Linked DNA regions of Homo sapiens: region 1 is linked to region 2. The links are chromatin loops, found by intact Hi-C in ENCODE. Cell type or tissue: PC-3. All regions are shown on one strand.

Region 1 (2,500 bases), 71 kb before region 2:
GCAGGAACAATGTCTTACCCATCATTCATCACACATACTTTCAGTCTATAGCTAGGAGTGCCCCAGCGATTAATGTTTGTGGAATACTGAGTCATTTAAAAAGTCTTCGAGATGATCTATGAAAAACGAATATACATACACTGAATTATAAAAGTGTAGATGTCTTTTAATTACATTCAGCACGTACTGAGGTACTGTGGTATTGCCCACAGTACGTGCCAAAAATGTAGCAAATAATACTAAGTTGATTTTATCCTTGTAAACTGAAACTGGTAAGTGACTTTGGTATGTCAAAAGAGATACTTGCTTTTAATAAAATCACTCAACAGACTGATTCCCCAAGTACTTTCAGAACCAAATTCTATTTTTGAAACTTAGATTTACATCTAACTTTTTAAGAACCCACTTATGGCAAAATATGGACAAAAGAGGGTACTCAGTATTTCCACTCAGGGAAGGACTGAGTATTAAAGAAAAGCAGCATGGACGTAGGAGCTCTTAGTATTATTTCATTTAATTCTAGTTCTACATCAGACCTTTATAGCATAATAATCAAATGACAAATGCTGCTCTAGATCCATCAGAGCATATAACTATATTGTTTGTTATGATAAATGAAGCAAATTATAACAATTCCATAATGCTGAGAGTAGCAAGGCTGTTTTGGAGCTCCATGTGTGTATATGTAATAAATCATCCCTTTGAAAAGATAATTGCAGCACCACTAGAGAGGAGGAAAAAAAACAACTTTGAGGGCAATTATTTGAAAGCTCCTCAAATTAACATGTATACAGTTGGTTCTTTGTTACTGAGTGCACATTAGTAAAAGTTGTTTCAGGACATTAGTTCACTTAGTTGAAGGAAATAATGTAATTCTAGTTATTAACCACTTTAATTTTAAAAGTGCTTTGTAAACTGAGAAGACATTAGACTGTAAGAACAATGTGGAAGGCACAAGCAATTAGATGCTAAATGGGCTCCTTTTGAAAACCTTTAGGAAAACAAAATCAAAAAGCTTCAAGGTTCTAGGAAAACTGAATGTACATATGTAATGTGAGCAAGTTCGATTTCATTTTACTGACCATCAATATCACAAAGGGAGTGAAATTAAGCCCTTCTCTCAATAGTAATTTCAATAGATTTACTGAATGAAATCATATTATGAGTCAAATGCCTTTGTAATGTAATTTAGCAGTGCCTCCTTGAGGACCCATGAAATAGAATTTTGTGTGTTACTTCACTTTAGAATCATTGCCAAAAAGTATAACACTGCTTTACAAATATCCTCCAGAGACCTAAGCCAGGATTTGGTGTTACCAGTAGACCATCAGCGAATTGACTAAGGCAGAACCATCTAATATGCTCAGTATGAACAAAGTTTGCTAAGGGTCAGTCAGCCGTACCGACAGAGGAAAATGCAAAAAAACTCATGCAATTACTTGAATAAGTCTCCATTCTAACATACAAAATAGATAGCAAGTGATTACTTGCAAATTTGCACTTCTATCACTTCTAAAGTGGTATTTTTATTAATATAAATTATTCAAAACATTAATCAGCCAGTAAAAGAAATGTATTGTACAACTTTCTCTCCCTCCGTCTCTCCTTCCTTCCTCCCTTCCTTCTTTCTTTTTAGAGACAGGGTCTCACTTTGTTGCCCAGGCTTCAGTGCAGTGGCACGATCATAGCTCACTGCAGCCTCGAACTCCCGGACTCAAGCAACCCTTCTGCCTCAGCTTCTCAGTAGCTGGGATTACAGGCATGCACCACCACACCCAGCAAATTTTTATTTTATTTTTTTTGTAGAGACAGGGTCTTGCTTTGTTGCCCAGGCTGGTTTTAAACTCCTAGCCTCAAGCAATCCTTCTGCCTCAGCCTCCCAAAGTGCTGGGAATACAGGCATGAGCCATTACATCTGGCTGATAACCATCACTTTTTAATGAAATAAAACAAAATTAATATTAATTGCTTTGACTTCTATTAGCTCTCACAACAGATGGCATAACTTCTAATTAGCTAGTATCTGCATTAGTGATATTTTACAAAATATAAACAAATATATAATTGGTAAAGGTGGCCATAGGTGGTATGAGAGTATAACCCTGGTTAGGGCCGGGTACAGTGGCTCACACCCGTAATCCCAGCACTTTCAGAGGCTGAGGTGGGTGAATCAGAAGGTTGGGAGATCAAAACCATCCTGGCAAACATGGTGAAACCCTGTCTCTACTAAAAATACAAAAAATTAGCCGGGTGTGGTGGCGTGTGCTTGTAGTCCCAGCTACTTGGGAGGCCGAGGCAGGGGAATCGCTTGAACCCAGGAGGCGGAGATTGCAGTGAGCCGAGATTGCACCACTGCACTCCAGCCTGGCGACAGAGTAAGACTCCATCTCAAAAAAAAAAAAAAAAAAAAAGGGTATAACCCTGGTTGGGCTTATTAACTATCTTTGTGACCCTGGGAAAGTTATTTACTTTCTCTGTGTCTCAATGTCTAATTGAGAAT
Region 2 (2,500 bases):
AACTAAAGAAGCCTAAATGGGACCACCCATAGATCCAAGAGGCAGAGAAATAAGCAGCTTCACTAGGTTTGGGGAGGGTGGGGGTTAGAAGCACAATCACCAGACTTTCTGGATATTATTTGAAAGTATTATTTTAAGAGTTGAATGAATTGGACACAAAGAATAAGAAATAGAAGAGATGGAGAACAGAAATTCTTTTTTGGAAGTGGAGGCAGTGATGTTACCTTTAAAAGGTGCTAGACAGGAAGTGTAAGAGGTGACAGCTTTTTGATAACTCAAACTCCAGAGCTCAGTGAAGTGGCTGCTGGATTGGCTGGGCCTTGACTTTATAAGCAAGCACTCAAGGTTCGAAGGGACTATTACCACTAAGTCATCTGTATGCTGAAAGGACCCATATTTTTCATTATTTGTGATAGGACGCCCTTGAGTTGCGGAGCCACAGCAGCAAGTATACTGCTCACTTAGGAGAGGGAAGCAAGCAAAATGTAGCTGTCACCACCCAGGCCACAGCTTGCTAGGCAGGTACTTTGTTCCCTCACTCACAGAAGCACATACAGGGCTGAGATTAGGCAGACCCTAGGCCCCCTGCATTCCCATGTCATTGCATCCTGCCTGGCCATGAGACACAGAATCACGATAGGTATTTTCATCTCACTTAACTGAGCTCTCCAAAGAACTGTGTTTCCTATTGCATGGTTATACTGTGCTGGACTGAGAATGTGTCAACAGTATCACAGAAAAGAAAGAAGGTACACTCTGTGCATCATTTTGAACTTTTTTGTCATCACAGCTACCTAACATGTACGTATACTGCTATCTATTTAAAGGATCGGGGTTAGGGGAAAAGGGAGAGGAGTGGAGAAGCCAGTGATCTGCAGTGTTTAAAAGTTATTGCCAAGAGACTTGAGTTTATATTTTAAATTCCAGGAAGTCAAAGTGTTCTGGGTAATACATATGAATCACTGGAAAGAAATCTTCCATTTTCTGGCTAGAAGGTGCCTCCTTCGACAACCACAATGTCAATGAATCTCATAGGTCCTTTATTACTCTACTTCCTTTGCATGATCCAAGAGCCTGTTATTCAGGACCCCCTCCAGGAATTAACCAGGGAACTATAAGTCACCCCTATTTGGCTTCATCTGGGATGCCCTGTCTCAATTCTTTCTCTAGATTAATTCCAAAAAGTGGCACAGAACTGTGATGTCCATCATTATCAGGCCCTGCAGAAGCTCCGGTGGGCAGTAAGTAGCCTTCTGTGTCTGGGATGGGAGGGCCTGTCAGTGCCCCAGTTACATAGAATATTTCTTCTATGTAACTACTTACTTCTATGTAACTACTTAATCCCTGGATATTTGGGTTTGATAGTCTCTCAATCTCTATCTGAAGTTTACACAACACAATGTATTCATTCTTTTGTTGAACAAAGGTTTACAAAATGACTGAGGAATACTCTGTTTTATGCATATATATTCTCTCTCTCTCTCTTTTTTTTTTTTTTTTTGTTTTTTTTTTGAGACAAGAGTTTCACTCTTGTTGCCCAGGCTGGAGTGCAATGGCACAATCTTGGCTTGCTGCAATCACCGCCTCTCAGGTTCAAGCAACTCTCCTGCCTCAGCCTCCCAAGTAGCTGGGATTATAGGCACATGCCACCACGGCTGGCTAATTTTTGTATTTTTAGTAGGGTTTCCCCATGTTGGCCATGCTGGTCTCAAACTCCTGACCTCAGATGATCCACATGCCTTGGCTTCCCAAAGTGCTGGGATTACAGGCATGAACCACCGCATGTGGCCTATATTTTCTCTTGACTATGGTCATTCCAGCTTTTCCCAGTAACCCAGTGATTCTCATCCTCACCTTATTTGGGTGGGCACAGGTCAGTGGGAAAAAGATACTGGCTTTTCAGCTGGGGCAAGATCTCTCTCTGATGCTCCTCGTACACATGCAAACTGCATTAGAAATCTCCAGTACAGCACCATCATCCTATAGATGGCCAATTTTAAAATGTTCTGGATATAAAAATCTTGCAAAAACCATCTCACTTGGAAATGCAATGGGAGTCAGAAGCCTGGGTCTGCATCTGAGCGTTGCCACCAACTATGACCTTGAAGTCATAACCTCCCTGTCTGGGTCTCAATTTTCTGATCTATAAAATGAAAAGAATGAATGAGATGCTCTCCAAGCTACTTTCAGCTCTAAGGGCTTCCCATTCACTTCTCAAAACAGTTCCCTACTGATTTCTACAAAATGCTTACTCCTCCTGCACGCAGGATCCTTTGGTAAATCAGCTTTCAACTGTTCAGAAACATGCCAATGACAGTAAATGAGCCACTGAAATGAGGTTTTCCTTCCTTAACTGCTTACAGCCTTCAAAGCTCTTAATCCTCATCCGTGCATTAGCCACATTTCAATTCTAAACATCTAAAATAATCACAGACAATAACAAGTCTCTAGGTTCTAAACACCTTTGATGTTTGACTTACACGATTTTCAGCATCTCTAC

Evidence for each region. A loop is a pair of places that touch in the nucleus more often than their neighbours do. Peaks named below come from ENCODE experiments on the same cell type or tissue, not always from the same donor. Only the 100,000 strongest peaks of a DNase experiment are listed, where the experiment ranks them.
Region 1: a loop joins it to region 2, with 3 times the contacts of the local background. A loop is called at or near these places in 9 of 110 quality-filtered maps.

The regions. Positions count from the first base shown.
Region 1 is chr2:33,228,609-33,231,108 of GRCh38, reverse strand. The region is part of intron 9 of LTBP1 (latent transforming growth factor beta binding protein 1); the gene reads right to left. Among named protein-coding and RNA genes, the nearest start is that of MIR4430, 190 kb to the left of the region's middle. In PC-3, CTCF peaks have their summits at 999 and 1,201 (motif pointing left); a DNase peak (open chromatin) is centred at 28; H3K4me3 peaks cover 677 bases; H3K27ac peaks cover 2,500 bases.
Region 2 is chr2:33,157,150-33,159,649 of GRCh38, reverse strand. The region is part of intron 5 of LTBP1 (latent transforming growth factor beta binding protein 1); the gene reads right to left. Among named protein-coding and RNA genes, the nearest start is that of LTBP1, 210 kb to the right of the region's middle. In PC-3, no CTCF peak of the experiment used is centred here; a DNase peak (open chromatin) is centred at 1,009; H3K4me3 peaks cover 504 bases; H3K27ac peaks cover 2,156 bases.